Linked DNA regions of Homo sapiens: region 2 is linked to region 1. Evidence: chromatin loops called from intact Hi-C (ENCODE). Cell type or tissue: Calu3. All regions are shown on one strand. Links, peaks and the distances in the headings refer to the core of each region. The heading gives the core; the rest is flanking DNA. Region 1 has its middle 50 kb from the start of EGFLAM. Region 2 holds the start of EGFLAM-AS2 (EGFLAM antisense RNA 2).

What was found. Peaks named below come from ENCODE experiments on the same cell type or tissue, not always from the same donor. Only the 100,000 strongest peaks of a DNase experiment are listed, where the experiment ranks them.
Region 2: it touches region 1 in a loop (26-fold over the local background); 15 of 110 quality-filtered maps call a loop at or near these places.

The regions. Positions count from the first base shown.
Region 1 is chr5:38,204,430-38,212,770 of GRCh38, forward strand. No RefSeq gene overlaps it. Among named protein-coding and RNA genes, the nearest start is that of EGFLAM, 50 kb to the right of the region's middle. In Calu3, for the core only: no CTCF peak of the experiment used is centred there; a DNase peak (open chromatin) is centred at 4,572.
Region 2 is chr5:38,400,109-38,408,449 of GRCh38, forward strand. EGFLAM (EGF like, fibronectin type III and laminin G domains) reads left to right here. Exons shown (of 22, transcript NM_152403.4): 7 at 6,018-6,133; 8 at 6,720-7,038; 9 at 7,697-7,797. EGFLAM-AS2 (EGFLAM antisense RNA 2) reads right to left here and starts at 3,363. Exons shown (of 3, transcript NR_102750.1): 1 at 3,291-3,363; 2 at 1,716-1,973. In Calu3, for the core only: a CTCF peak has its summit at 4,749 (motif pointing left); a DNase peak (open chromatin) is centred at 4,753.

The DNA of each region.
Region 1 (8,341 bases), core at 137-8,136:
GGATGTCTGTGGGTACAGTCATGCCTAGGGTTTCAGAGCTGGAGACTTCTTGACAGAAAAATAGGAGTGAGTAAAAGGACAGAGGTAGGATAGGCAAACCAAGATCTTGCAAACAAGGTTCAGACATGATAGAGAAAAAGATGGTCATGCCATCTAGCCAGCTCTCTGTAAACCCATGGAAAGCTCCCAGACTCACCTGCAGAAGGAAGTCCAGCCCAACCATGGGTCTGGGACACTGGGTTGGGGGTGTACTGAACCTGGATTGGCAACTAGGAGAGCAAGGCAGCTGGTGGGACAGCATCATTCCCTAACTCTCTTGTGACTGCCCTGGCCCCTCTTTCTCCTGCTTTCTGCTTTCCCTCTTCTCCCATCCTACCGTTCCTATTCTCATCACCTTTCATCTCAGTAGTCACTTTTCAGTATCACCAGTGTTGGCAGTGGGGAAGCAGTGAGTAGGAGCCCATACTCCTCATGTTATAACCTGCCAAGTCCCAACATAACATCCCAAGGTGGGCAATTATAACTGTTTGAAGTGTACTGCAACACGAAATACAAGAGGTCTTCAAAAAGTTCATGGAAAAATTTAAAATTATGCATGGATTTAATTTTTTTTTTGCACCAAAATAAGCTTCCAGTAACTTGTCATAACATGTCTAAAGGGGATCTAGTTTGAGGTACTAAGAAGCATAAGACACCAATTTGAAAAGACTCTCTATCAGAGCCACATGATTCCTGCTAAAATAAAGCAAGAAGAAACATTACACTTGTGCTGGAACTTGGGTGAAAGAATAATGAAATAACTGATACTGTGTGAAAAGTTTGTGGGAATAATTCCCCAAAGAAACTAGCAGTTCACAAGTGGATAACTTGCTGTAAGAAGGGACAAGATGATATTGAAGATGAAGCCCACAGCACCAGACCATTCACATCAATTCACAAGGAAAAAATTCATTGTGTTTATGCTCTAATTGAAGAGGACTGGCAGTGTTGACAACACAAACAATAGCCAACACCATGGACATGTCAGTTGGTTCAGCTTACACAAGTCTGTCTAAAAAATTAAAGTTGAGCTAACTTTCCACTTGATTGGTGTCAAAACCACATACCCAGATCAGATCAGCTGCAGACAAGAGCAGAGCTTTTAATGTAAAGCTTAAGTGAGTGGCATCAAGGTCCCGAAGCATTTCTTTGAAGAATTGTAACAGGAGATGAAACACAGCTTCAGCAGTATGGTCCTGAAGACAAAGCACAATCAAAGCAGTGGATTCCAACAGGTGGAAGGGGTCCAGTCAAAGAAAAAGCATCAAAGAGCAAAGATCATGCCAACAGATTTTGGGGATGCTCAAGGTAGTTTGCTTGTTGACTTTCTGGAGGGCCAAAGAGAAGTAACATCTGCCTATTATAAGAGTGTTTTGATCCCAGCACTTTGGGAGGCCGAGGTGGGCAGATCAGGAGGTCAGGAAATCATCTGGCCAACATGATGAAACCCTGTCTCTACTAGAATACAAAAAATTAGTCTGGCATGGTGGCGCATGCCTGTAGTCCCAGCTACTCGGGATGCTGAGGCAGGGGAATCACTTGAACCTAGGAGGTGAAGGTTGCAGTGAGCCGAGATTGTGCCACTGCATTCCAGCCTGGTGACAGAGCAAGACTTTGTCTAAAAAAAAAAAAGGTGTTTTGAGAAAGTAGTTAGCCAAAGCTTTAGCGGAAAAATACCTATGAAAACTTCACCAGAGAGTCCTTCTCCACGATGACAATGCTCCTGCTCTCCCCTCTTGTCAATAAGGGCAACTTTGCAAGAGTTTCAATGGGAAATCCTTAGGCATCCACCTTGCATTTCTGATTTACCTCCTTCTAACTTCTTTCTGTTTCCTAGTCCTGAAAAACCTTTAAAGGCCACCTACTTTTCTTGAGTTTTTAACATAAAAAAAAATTGCATTGATATGGTTAAGTCCCAAGGACTCTCAGTCCCAAGGACTCTTGGGGATGGACTAAATGGCTGGTATCATTGCTTACAAAAGTGTCTTGACCTTGATGGAGCTTATGTTGGGAAATAAAGCTTATCTTTTTAATTTTTATCTTTTCATCCCATTTTCTACAAACTTTTTGAAGAACCCTCATATAGAAGTACATGAAATCAGCTACATAAATTGTGAAATACAGTTTAGAAATTTAGTTTTTATGTTATATATGCATCTTGTTTGCCTAACAGATATGTGTATGGGTGATGTACATGTGTGTGCTTGTGTGTGTCCATGGAGTGGAGAGAAGTCTCTACCCACCATCATTCTCCCCATTCCAACTCCCTGGATTTTCCATGAGAACTCTCGGCCTCTTTCCCTTTCTGCCATGGCTTCCTTTACCCTTTTCTTATTTTCCCTCCCAGTAGCATCCACCCTCTTCCCCATCTCCTCTCTCTTCTTTTTCCCCTAGATTTCTTCCTTTTCCTCATACTCTCACTTTTCTGCTCCTCTTTGTCTCATTCGTCTTTTACAGCTACTGTATGATGGAAAATAAAAATGACAAACCAAAACTCTGAGTAACAATTAATCTCTCCCTTCTAACATTTTTTGTCAGAGATTTAGAACATGCATGCAAAATTTTTCTCTTCTTACAAGGCTTGTGAATTTTTTGTTGGAAATGGTGACATGCCATCACAAAGCTTTGATAAGCAGAAGCTATTAACTGAGTCCTCAATTATCTACAACTTTTGTGGTGCTCTATTTTTAGGAGGAAGTTAAATGACAAGAGAGCAAGCATAATGAGTTTTGAAAGGATACCCCCGAATAGTAAGCTATTGCCATAAAAATGCTCTATGACGAATAACCTCAAAACTCAGTCGCATAAATAAACTTTTTTTTTTCCCACACAGTGGCAGGTCAGCCAAGGGGTGGCTGATCCAGGCTGGACTGGGCTGGACTCTAAGCTGCTGGTTGATTCCAGGTCTGTCCCATGAGTCTATCTCCCCTCATCCTTGGATTAGTAGGATTCTAGGAGCATCTTCTTCTCATAGAGAGGATAAAAGTTGAACCCTGCAGGTGCAATTCAGGCCTTTGATTGCATCACACCTTCTAACATTTCACTGGGCAAAGCAAGTCACATGGCCAAGCCCAAAGTCAAAGAGTGGAGTACACTTTGCTTCCAGCAGGAGAAACTGCAAAGTTACCTAACAAAGGATGTGACTATGGGGCAGGATGAAGCATTGGGATCATTAAATTTAAATTGCCACATCCCCAGTCCTGGGACAGGAACTGCTGCATTTAAAGCCACTAATAGCCAGCACCCTTGGATAAAACCTTCACTTTAATAAACTGATGGTATAAGGGTCCCTTTCTTGAGGCTGAGACAGTGAGGTAGAAAGGAAAGCAGGCATGGGAGTGGCTCATGGTAATGGGGCACCAAGATAATACTCTTTACTTCTCACAGGGGAGCACTTCCCAGGGCATGATCTGTCTCTTTTCATAACCTTGAGGCTGCCGCTTGTCTACTTTGAGCCTCTTTCCCACCTGTAGAAGGAACACATTGGAAATGGACTGTAGGACCTCAGAAGATTTCTTTCAGACTTTGAAGGGGTTTAAGATGTTGACATACACACCATAGAACATTATTATTAATACCTCCCTTGGCCTCCTTTCCCACCTGTAGAAGGGGCGCACTGGAAATGGACTGACTGTAGGACCTCAGAAGATTTCTTTCAGACTTTGAAGGGGTTTAAGATGTTGACATACACACCATAGAACATTATTATTAATACCTCCCTTGGCCCTTCCTCCCAAAATTGTATTCACCTAGCAAGACCTGACAGGAGCATTCATGGCTCAGACCACTTGCAAAGTTCATGTAACACAAGCAAGAAGTAAATCTTTGTGTGGTGTATGCCACTGAAGTATTGGGGTGACTTGTTACTGCGCATAGCCTAGTGAAAGCCGACTTACATAACTTTCCTTTTAGCTTATCAGACTAACGCATACAATGAAGACGACCTTGTAATTAAGGTTCCACTGTCTCAAGTAGAAAGACCTATATTTGACATCTAGATCTGACACTGGATTTATTACCTTGGATAAATCACTTGACTTCTAGATCTTATTTTCCTTGTTTTAAAAAGGAAATAATAAAATATTATGTTTTTTCTAATAATTGTTATTTTTCTACTACAACCATTAATAATCATTGCTACCACTTTTTCTCCCTTCCTTTTGAGCTCGTATCAGTCACTGGGGCTAAGCATCTTCCACGGGTGGGATATTCACCACAATTTCATGAGGTAGTTTAATTACTCCCATTTTACGGATTTAGTACTCAAGATCTTGCAACATCAAGCAATCTGCCCATGGCCACACAGCAGACAAGAGTAGACATACAATGTTGGCTAAAGCAAAGTGTGTTGAATTTAGCAAGGGTCTCAACTATACAATTTAGATATGTAATATTTTTATTGTTCTTAATTACAGTACCTAACACAACATCATGCATAGGTGAGAACCTTTGATTGTTTCTGGATTTTAAAAATTTTTGTTGCTTCTTGCCACAAGATGGCACCCAAAGCCAACAAGCTCTAACAAGCTACTGGGTCCTGCCCTGAGTCAGTTCCCAGCACGGCTTTGTCAGATAGGTTTGCAAACAGGCCTCACACCTTGCTCAGACCAGGGGGCCCAACCTGGCAGAATTTATCAGTGTCTATTTGGGTTCCAAACATCTGGACACCTCAGCCAACACTGGAAACACATTTGGAATCTTTCCCCATATATTTCACATTTTTCCAAATCAAATAACTTTACCTTGGAAACTTCCACCAAATCTTCTTCTTTTTAGAAATTCCAGAGGTCCTCTTCCAGAAATGATATATCTGCCCACCTCTGGCCTAGTTGTATTATTATAAATGTTGCCATTTAATGCAATAAAATAGATATTTAATGTAACTAAAGCTTTTGAGCTTACTGTTACATTAAAAATCCCACTATACTACCCAACTATGGCCCATGGGACTGTATTGTAGGCCAAACCTGGGAGCTTATTAGAAACACAGAATTTTAGGATCTGCTCCTGGCCCACCGGATCAAAATCCGCACTTAAATAAGATTCCACTGGTGGTTCATATCACATTAGAGTTTGAGAAGATACACAAGAGCCACTGGCCCACAGGTGATTTTCCTATAAATTAAAAAAAGTGCTTCCTGGATTTACATCAATGAAGTATCTAAAATAATCAATTCTATAGAATCAGAGAATGGAATGGTGGGGCTGTGGGAGAGGGGAGAGGGGGACAACTGGTGTAGGTTTCAGTCAAGCAAGATGAACATGCTCTAAAGATCTGCTGCATGATATTGTACCTGTAATCAACACTCATGCATGATATGCTTACATGTTTATTAACAGGATGTATCTCACGTTAAGTGTTCCCATCACAATTTTTTTAAAGTCCTTTCCTATGGACAGATGCTGCCACAAACTGGTGAGCACAGCAGGATTTCAGGTCATATTGTGCATATCCTCTCCCTCTTTCTCCCTCTCCCTCCTTCTCCCTTTCTCTTTCCCTCCCACCTTCCATTTCCCCCTCTCTCTATGGTATATATACCCACAGATTCACCATCATATACACATATATTTGTTTAATTAAAACACAACAGCTTATCTTGCAAATACGTCTGCAAAAATCACTGTTTAATATTCAGCTACTTGGGATATTTGTGTCACATCCATTAGTCCTGGTAATCAAAAATTTGTTATTCTCTGAATCCTGGGATAAACATACACCCACTCACAAACTCACACTGCAAAAAGCGTAAAAAGAATTGATTATGTATGCATATCTCTCTGACTACATTCACACCAACCCAATACAACTTGCATATGTCTTTAAATGTTTTAGGATCTTTTTAAAATGTAATAACAAAATATTCTTGATGATTTTTGCTTTAATTCTCATCTTGTTCTCCCTAAGCCTTTTCTGTCTGATGCCCAGTGTCTGAGGAATTAAGTTAAATCCTTCTGGAAAGCCCTGAGCTGGGCCAAGCTTCCCCTTCCATTATTCCCAGGGACAGTGACGTCCTTGGTTTCAGGTGCTGCCAACAGAGCTATGTGTCACCCAAAAGAAGAAGGATTACAAAATGGCAAAAAGAGGATCTTGCAGGAGCACAGAGCAGGAGGCAGAGATGTAGAAAGAGAGGAGGAAAGGGGGAGGAGTGAGAAAGGAGTAGGAAGGTGGAAAAGTGAAGAATCAGTGAGCAAAAGAAAAAAGAGCACTGATGGCACAGAATAATAATTATTATTATAGTAAATGATACGAATAATGTTTCTCAACTCATGCAGAATTAGATCCAAAGTCCCTGCCAAGGCACATCCCTGTCCTCTTCAGATTCTTTTCAACTCTCCACTTTATCTTCCTCAGGAATCACTTCCTCCACCCTGCGCTGCTGGGACCACACCCGCCTCACCCCAGGATCTGCCTGCAGGCTCTGGCCTCAGGGACTTTGCACGTGTGCTGCAACATGCTTCCCCACACCTGCATAACTGTCTTCCTCCCTTCGTGAAGTCTTCAGCTCAAAATCTCTTCCCTGACCCACCCTACATAAAACTTCCTAAACTCATCTCCCCTAGCCAACCTTTAACCCTGCATGATTTTCCTTTTCAGCCCTTATCACCTCCTGATAGCTTACATGTCTATTTGTTTCTTTGTCTGACTTGCTGGATCAGTATATCAGTTCCAGGAGAGCAGGAGCTTTGTTCTGTTTGCAATTGAACCTCCAGCACCTAGGACAGTGGCTGACGCTCAGTGAGGGGAAATCACCATTCATGGAGGTGACTGGGGGGCTTACCAGGTGCCGGGCACTCCTCTAAGTGCATTGCATGTATCAGCTTGTTCAATCTTCACCATCACCCTACAAGGTGGGCTTTTGACTCTAGAGGAAACCGGGGCACACTAAGGTTTCTTTGTTTCCCTTCTTCTTAGACTTTCCCTTAAGTAGTGTTTCCCCACTGGAGGATGCTCGAGAACAGAGGCTGGCAAACAGCTCGCTGGCCAAATCCATTCTGCTGTGTGTTTTTGTAAAGAACGTTGTAGTGGAACACAGTTGTGCCTATTTGTTTAGATATTATCTGTAGCTGTTTTTGTGCTGCAACGGCATAGTTGATTAGTCGTGACAGAAACCATATGGTCTGCAAAGCCAAAAATATTTACTGTCTGATCCTTTACAGAAAGAGTTTGCTGAACACTGCTCTAGAAGATAACCCAACATGAAAACAAAGCAAAACGTTTGTGGCCCTATATTGAAGGCAGTGGTTTGACTATGTCTTTTCACAATCCAATGGGTTTGATTATGTCTTTCCTATGCATTGGGATGAGTTGAGAGAAAAATACTCCCATCTTGGATTCAATAAATGTGTGTTCTCATCTTCACTGTGTTCCTAATTAGCTGTGTGTTCTTAGGTAATCATTTCATACCCCTCGATGTCTTTTCCCACTTATCACAATAATAATTCTGTAGTAATAGCAATAATTATAATAGTAATAGTAATAATGACTCTTGTTAAATGCCAGGTTTTGCTCTTGGCATTTTACTGTGAAATAATAGTGTGTGGTACTCTAAATTCACAAACCTGCTGGATTGTGAAAAGACATAGTCAAACCACCACCTTCACTATAGGACCACAAGAGTTTTGCTTTGTTTTCATGTTGGGTTATCTTCTAGATACTCTAAATTATAATTACTTGGGCTTTTCATAAATATTCTGATTCTGTTCTTACAGGCATGTGGTTGAATTTTGTGTCCAAATCCACTTGTAGGTAAATGTGGCCATGGGGCTTGCTTTGGGGAATAAAGTTTTAGAGGAAGTGATACATGTAACTTCTGACCAAACTTTAATGGCCAGGATGCACACATCCCCCATTCTCTTTACTCATCTTTCCTTCCACTATGGCAACCAGAAATGTTCCAGAAAGTGGGAGCTCTGTCAGCTGGGTCTCAGAGTATGAGCAATGCAGAGCAGAACTCCCAATTGAAACCTCATGGTGCATAAACATTAAACATACCTTTTTTAAAAAGCCAGTAAGATTTGGGGCTATTTGTTACTGAAGCACCAGCTAGCCTATCCTGACTAATAAGATATCCACTGAGATTCTGGTACTGTTCAAATTCTAGAGTTTTAAGAATACAAAGACCTCTTCTTCCTCAAAGGTGGGAACCTATTTGTTTTTGTCATGGGAAGATGTTACCCCATGATGTGCAGAGGAAGAAGTGATAGGTGACCCTGTTAGTCATATCTAGCATATTTAATTAGGATACAGAGGAGAGGTGAGGAGATGGACAAGGCTTTTTTTGAGTGAAGACAGTAACAATCC
Region 2 (8,341 bases), core at 165-8,164, 200 kb after region 1:
AGACCCAGAGAGATGAAGTGGCCTGCTCAAGGTCACCCAAGCCATTTATGTCCTTCTCCCAATTATTTGGATTGTATGACTACCGATATTTCCAACTACATCATGTTGATATAGCTGAGAAACTCATTATTTATAGAAAACCTGTGATGCCTTTATTAAAACAAAGCACAGGTTTTTTTATAAAATAAAAGTCACCCTTTTATCTATTAACAAAAATTTGTGTTTTGTTTATTAACTTTTTTTAATAACCCCTGAACTAGTGGTTTGATTATTCTGGTTCTAATAAATGTCTCCTTTTTAATGTTCTCTTTTCCTAATTAACAAAGTACCAAGTAGAAAGAGATAAGTTATGCACTTTAATTACAATAACCCCAGGCTACAGGGAGAATTCTTATCACTGGCTTGGACCGTACATTCTGTGCTCACTTAGAAATAACATTGGTAAAAACTTCCTGTAAGCTGTGGATTTGGGATCTGAGGTGGCGGGGCAGTCAGGAAAGAGAAGTAGTGAGGCTTTAGTTCCAGGTTTCTTCCATCATGCTGTGACTGGTTCTCTCTGTGCTCATTTCCTTCTTATTAAAAATGGGAAATGACTATTATCCTGGATTATTATGAGAGAGGGAGTTTGGGATGCTGCAAAGAGGACTGGGTTGCAGCAGCAGGAGCCCAGAATTCTAGATCAACTCTGCCACTAATGAGCTGCTTCTCTGGGCGAGTCTCATGGATTCTTTGAGCCTTAGTTGACTCCTCTGTAAAATGGGCTTGTTGTGTTAGCTGATCCCTGCGGTCTCTCTATGAAAGTTAAAATTACTTTGACTCTAAATCCTTGTGATTCCATATTCCTTTTCCCCTTCTTCTTCCGTACCCTATGTTTCCCCAAACTGAGTGAACTCAGGTTTCAAAGAAATAGGTTACAAAAAGTGTCAAAACGGAAACAATTTTTACAGAGACCAAAGAACATTATCCATTGAAAAATATGTGCCTTATTTTACTTGTCGAAATGAGCAGAGAATCCAGGATTATTTCCATTCTCATTATGGTATCATTTTGTAGCAGCAGCAATTTGCTTGTGGTCCTTTTCTCTGAGGAGTTCCCTTCAAGAAACAGAATTTCCTAGAGCAGATGGAGGGGCAGTAAGAGATCTCAGCCACCTACACTCTAACCCTTGGCTTCTCTAGGTTCCAGGTTCTTCTGACTGAACTATCTTTAGATACTTGATGCCAAAAAAAATTGTGCAATAGAGTCTTATGGACATTGAACTAGAGTCATATTATCTGATTCTAGAGTTAGAGCTTCCTCTAATGGGATGCATGATCTTGATTTTAAGTCAATTCTTTTCTGTGGCCTCGGTTTCCATGCTTGTGAAATGACAAGATTGGGCTGGATGGTGTTTAGATCTCTTTCCATTCTTACTTCTAGCTTCATTTGGGGGAAAAGGACAGGATTGGTGGCAGTTTTCGGGGTCTTTGGATTGGGAGGCAGAGTCCCACCATGTTGAGCAAGGGCAGGACATAGTTCAGCACTGTGGGAGTGTCTCCTGTCACTCCTCTCAAAGGTGTTGACCTTTGTTGAGTACATGAAGTGTTAGTGACATGGAGGAAGGGAAAGGATATGAAGAAATCTAAAATATGGTTTCTGCCCTCAAAGGATTTACAATCGAGTTGGTAAACACAAGGGCAAGAGTCTAAGGCCAGGAGCCCAGAAGATCTACATACCATCTTACACGTGTGTTGACTTTATCAAGCAATGGGCATTTATGCTGATTGGAGGCATATATCCATGGCTGGGTTGCCCCATCCAGGAGAAGATGAAGGAATGTCCTACAAGTCTTGGTGGCTTCTTACTTTGTGGAGTCACCATTTTTCCCAGAAGAGTCTGTTTTCTTTTTAAAATGTCGCTTGATTTTGGTCTTCTGATGGCACACATTCAGCTCTGTCTCCATAGAATGCATGCCCTCTGGGAGAATAGGTAGGCTGTGTGTAAGGAGATAGGAGTGGGAAAAAGATGACAATGGGAAAAAGCATTAACCAAAATCCTAGGGTAAGAAAATACAAGATGCATTCAGGAGACAACTGGCAGGCCAGTTTGGCTATTATATAGCTTTTAAAGAGTATTTTTTAAAAAACAACAAAAACCTGAAAACATAATTAGGATTCAGATTAAGTAGCATGATGTAGTCAAAAGAGAGACCAAGGATAAAATCTAGCCCTGCCATTCCCCATCTGTCTGCCTTGAGCAAGTTATTTAATCTCTCTGTGTCTATATCTCCACTTGGTAAAATGGAAGTAATAACACCAATTTTATAGTATTTTGTGAGGATTAACTTAAGCGATGTATGAAAAGCTCCTGGCACACTAAGAATGATCAACATATGGTAATTTTCTCAAATTCTAGGATCTTTCTACCTCCACAGTGGCTTCTTCTGCAATAGGCGATTAGGAGAGCAGTCACCAGACAGACCTTGGATTTGAGTTTAGCTCAGCCAGTTATAAAGTCTTCAATTTTAGGTAAATTACTTAACTACTCTTAACTCAGTTTTCTTATGTATAAAATGGATTAGTCATACTTACCTTGTAAGATTATTGAAAAGTTTAGAAATATATCATGTTAAGCACCCAATAGTACCTGATAAGAAGAGGAGATGGAGTAGAATTCAATAAATCATGGTGATGGGGGAAGAAGGAGGAAAAAAGGAGCTGTTTTAATTGAGAACCTTGAATTCTTGACCAAGAAGCCTAGAATTTATGTTGTAGGCAGTGGAGAGTCACTGAAGGTGATTTTTCAGATAGGAAATCATAGGATAAAGATGAAGAGAATCTTAACCTTGTTGAGAATGTGTTAATAAGGTGCACAGGGCAAGGAAGAACAGCCTGGAAGGAGAGAGACCAAACTACTGAAGACAAAAGCCAGCTTGCTTTATGTATGTGCTGTATAATTCTTTTACTACCAAATGGATTTCTTCTTCTGGAATCTAACAATTCTGAATATGTGAGAGAGGCAGAGATAGAAATGAAGAGTGAGGGAAAGGACAGAGGGGAGAAAGAGAAAGAGAGAGAGGGGCCGAGAGAGATAGATACAGTAGTTCCCTCTCCGCAGGGGATGTGTTCCAAGATTCCCAGTGGATACCTGAAACTGCAGATAATACTGAACCCTATATATGCAGCAGAACTAGCATAAATTTCATTTTCCTTCTTCACAGTTTCACAGATAGAAGATTCATTCTTGCCATAGATCTTAGCAACCTCAGCATATGATTTTTTTCTTTCCTTAATTCAGTTGAGAACTTTCACCTTTTAATTTAAAAGATGCACTTCATGGCTTCTCTTTGGCATATCTGAATCCCAGAATCACTGCTCTTGCACTGTGGGGCCATTATGAAGTCAGATAATGGTTACTGGAACATAAGCACTTCGATACCATGACAGTGAATCTGACAACTGAGACGGCTGCAGACCATGGGGCAGGGAGCATATGGAGCACGGATATGCCAGACAGAGGGATGATTCATATCCCAGGCAGGATGGAGCAGGGCAGTGTGCTATTTCATCGTGCTACTCAGAACTTATGAATTGTTTATTTCTGGAATTTCCCATTTAATATTTTTGGACTGTGGTTGATCGAGGGTAAATGAAATTGCAGAAAGCAAAAATACAGATAAGGGGGACTGCTTGCTGTACAAAGATAGAGACAAGAGGAAGGAGCTGTCCTCAAGGGCCTTTTGTGTGAAGACATCTGGCACACAGATACGCTGCATGCAGGTGGCTTGAGAGAACATGCATCCAGGTATAAATCTGGCATCGACAGGTTGAATTTTCAGTTGACAGGTGGACTACTTTAAATAAAACTGGGGAATTGGTGTGGAAGGGATGAGAACACCGCCTCCCCTTTGTTATCCCACCTCCACCAAGAAGTGCCCGAACCCCTGAGAACAGCTCACTCCACCCTGTCTCTGGGTCATCTGCATCATCTGCTGACTGCACTTCTCTCGTCTGGTCTGGGAGGAGATTGATTTCTGGTCAACAGCACGCCCCCTGACAAAAATGACTTTCTGCCATTTCCTTCCACTCCATTTTCAATCTGATTGCTATTCTGTTTGGAGGAGTGCTATGGTCGGAATGTTTATGTCTCCCTCAAATTCATATGTTGAAATCCTAACCCCCAAGGAGGGGCCTTTGGGAGGTACTTAGATCATAAGGGTGGAGTCCTTGTGAATGGGATCAGTGCCCTTATTAAAGAGGCCCAAAGGGGCTGGTTTGCCCTTTCCACCATGTGAAGATGCAGTGAGAAGGCACCATCTGTGCCCTCATCAGATACTGCCAGCCCTTTGATCTGGGACTTCACAGCCTGCAGAACTGTGAAAAATAAATGTTTGTGGTTTACAAGCCATCAGTTTATGGTACTTTTGTTGTAGCAGCCTGGACAGACAATGTAGGAGGGTGAGTTTGTCTTCCTGAGAATGGTGCATGACTTAGCTTATTCTGAAAGCAAAATGTCTTTAAGTTTAGTTTATGTTTTTTATGCTTTTTATGTTATTTTTCCTTTTTCTTTTCCACTAGGCATCCAAACACTGGATGTCTAATAACTAATGAGTGGCAGCATCCTACCAAAGCCAGTTTCTGTTGCCAAAGTTGTTACTGCCCTAAAGGCTGGTGCCTGGCTTTTTCAGTTGAGAGAGGGCAGCAAGTTAATACCTGTGCTGGCCCAAATCCACTGTGAGGACATGCAGGTGCCCTGGAGCCGCTCTTTAAAAGGCTGCCACCTCCTGGTGGAGTGTTTCCCATGTGCAACCTAAATCAGAGCGCTGTGGATCAGTGGATTCTGCGGATGACAGTTGAATAAAAATGCCAACTGAATGTTCCCCAAAAGATGATGCTCTGTATTGACGTCTGAGAGGTTTTCTCACCCACCTTTCAGTTCTGAAAGATTTAGTTGTCCTGCTAAGATGGATGAAATGGATGACCCCCAAGATACCTTATAGGGCCCCCTTTTTTTGGTTGTGGGAGTGTTTACTATAATCTCCCTTTTTTGTTTTAAAGACCTTTTAGTGAAATACTTTGTACTTCAAAAGTATATATATGTATATATACAACATATAAAAAATATGAATATTTACAGGTACCCAGCACTTACCTTAAGAAACAGAATATGATGGAATACTCTCAAAGGCCCCTGTGAATCACACCTCATTCACATCCCTTTTCTATCTTCCCTTGGGTATTTATGTGTTTGTCCTGCTTTTTTAAAGAGTTTAAATTACATATATATGTATCCCTAAGTAATATATTGTTTTGTTTGCTGTTGTCTTTTATATTAATGTCATCAAACTAGATGCATTCTTTTGCAACTTGCATTTTTTTTGTATGAAGTCATGTGAGATTAAGCCATGTTGATATATTAAATGATGATTCATTCCTTTCCCCTACTATATGGTACTCCATTCTATAGATATACTATAAATAATTTAGTCATTCTTTGTTGATGGACATTTGGGATGTTGTTTGTTCTTATAAATAGCATATTTGGAGTATTTTTTACTATTACAAATTCTGATGCTATGAACCTGTTTTGAACACGCCTTTTGGTACACAGGTACAGGAGTTTCTCCAGCTTTTGTAAGTTGGGATGGGATTGCTAGGTATGAACAAACATCTACTTTATGAAATATTTCCAAGTATTTCACAAAGTGACTGGACCAGTTTATACAAGTACCATATGAGTCCTCATTGATCCCGTCCTTAGTAATATTTTTATTATCTGATTGACATTTTTGCCAGTCTTGTCAGTATAAAATGGAAGCTCTTTCTGGTTTCAGTTGGAAATTCCTTAGTAACTTATGAGAGGAAACTTTTTTTATATCTTTTGGTCATTGACGCTTCCTTTTCTGTGTTGAATTCATTGTTATGTTTCCAATACACTGCGTTCCATTCGGTACAGCTCTGCCTGTGGCTGAGTTAGGCTAGACAATAGTGCAAAGAAGGCCTGTGCTGATGAAGGGTGTGCTGCTTTTCTTTGTGAAGGCCCTGAGGAGGCGGGAAGTGGCCGCTATGGACCCCGTTATATCACCGACATGGGAGCTGGTGAGGATGATGAAGGATTTGAAGACGACTTAGATTTGGATATTTCCTTTGAGGAGGTAACAATAATCTCTGCTCTTAAAACCCAGGGTGTTTGTGTTTTCTTGCCGAACAAGACAATTTAGCCAATGGACCATAAACATTTTACTTAAAACTTAAATGTGCCCATTTGCTTTTAACACTGATTTGTTTTGTCTGATGATCAGTCTCCAGGTGCTGATAAATCAGTAGTAGGGAAGTACTAGCCATCCTGATGTTCCATAGGCAGCTCCTGCCTGCGGACTTCACAATCTGGCAAAAACATATTTCTATTTCCCACCAAGGGAAATTTCAGAAAATCAAGTATTATAAGGAAATGAACAATTCCTTGACAAAGTCATGCATCTTCATCATATTGTAATAAGAATAAATAATGTAATATCAGTTTTACTGCTGATTTTCTGAGTAATACAAGGAAAAGCACTATAAGTCCCTGACCATCAAGCTCTTTGTCCATAAATTAGAGTCAGTGCTGTCTTCCCCATCTCCATCCTAGGGTTTTTGGAAGTGACCATGTTTTCAAGTACTAGGCAACAACTATAAATAAAACAGTCCAATTGCCATGCTCTGTGTTCATCTTGAACCCCTTTCCTTCTCTGGCTTTAGGTTAAACCACTTCCTGCTACCAAAGGAGGGAATAAGAAATTTTTGGTGGAAAGCAAGAAGATGTCTATATCTAACCCAAAGACCATTTCTAGGCTCATCCCCCCTACCTCAGCATCTCTCCCTGTGACCACGGTGGCTCCCCAGCCCATTCCCATACAGAGAAAGGGGAAGAATGGTGTGGCCATAATGTCAAGGCTCTTTGACATGCCTTGTGATGAAACTCTCTGCTCTGCTGACAGCTTCTGTGTCAATGACTACACCTGGGGGGGCTCGCGATGCCAGTGCACCCTGGGCAAAGGTGGTGAGAGCTGCTCAGAAGGTAGGCCCTTGGGGGAGAGGAAGAAGTGGTGATGAATTGGCACCATTGACAGCCAGAGGGCAGTTTTGTGGTCCAAACATAGTTCCTTCTAGTCCCTTCTCCAAGATAAGTACCTTCGTCCACATATTGGTCATTAAATTAACTATACAAGGCAAATTGTGAGGCAACTTTCATTGCTTCTAAGTAGACAGCAGCCCTATTTCTATGTGTGCCAAATGTGTAGTCCCTTTAAAGCAATCAATAAATCATCCTGATACTATCTTAGAGAGGTAGGTTTTACTATAATCACATCTCTACCAAAATACGCAGTTAAAGCTTATGCATGAGGGTTAAGAAGGATAACAACTGGGCCAACTTATATTACACAAAGGCCTGTATAGCTGAGGGCAAGTGACAGTGGCCCTAATGCCATTGGTTTCTTCTTAGGAAAGCCAGTGCCGGTCTCCAAAAATGCAGCTTCTTCCTAAGAATTTCAGAAGCTCAAAGTCTCCAAGAATGAGAGTTGTAGGTATAAAAAGTATAGAAAAGAAGATAGCGAAGTTGAATAGATTAGTGAGGGTTCTCACTTAATGATATTCAGGCAACGTTGTATATTGATTTTTGCTTTTGAAGAAGTGAGGAAATAGCATTCTTTTGTGTTGTCTTTTTTCTTCTTCAGATATTGTTATCCAGTATCCTCAGTTCTTTGGCCACTCCTATGTAACGTTTGAACCTCTGAAGAATTCTTATCAGGCATTTCAAATTACTCTTGAATTTAGGGTAAGAGGGATGTGTTGTTTGATGAGTGCTTTTTGGACACTTTAACACAGCAATGTGCTACATTCAAAGGCTGGGGGAGAGGAAGCGGGGCAGCAGGGAGAGCGACGAAAGGTAAATATGACACAGAGCCTGTCTCTAAACCAGCTCATGAGACAATAGGAATGAAGAGTACATTCACAACATTCAAGTGTGACAGTGAGGAGACGGTGGGTTTGTATATTACTGAACTATAGAGTAGCTGGCATGAAGATTGCAAGTGAGAATGTTGGGGTCCGAGCAATGTTGTTCACAATAGTGATTTCTCCCAGGCCAGGATTGAGAAGAAACAATGCATTCCCCGTTCCAAAATTGTTTAAAAAGAGAGCCCAATTCTCTGTCTTCATTGTGATAGCTGTCACTGAACAAATAGAAAACTTTTCTTTACGCAAGCCTTGCTTCGTGAGGGCCCAGTGGAGGTTCTCTGATTTGAATCAACTGCAGATAAGAATTCAGTCAGTGACCTCAGCTTAAACTGATTCTTTTGGGTATCTCCAATGATACAAAA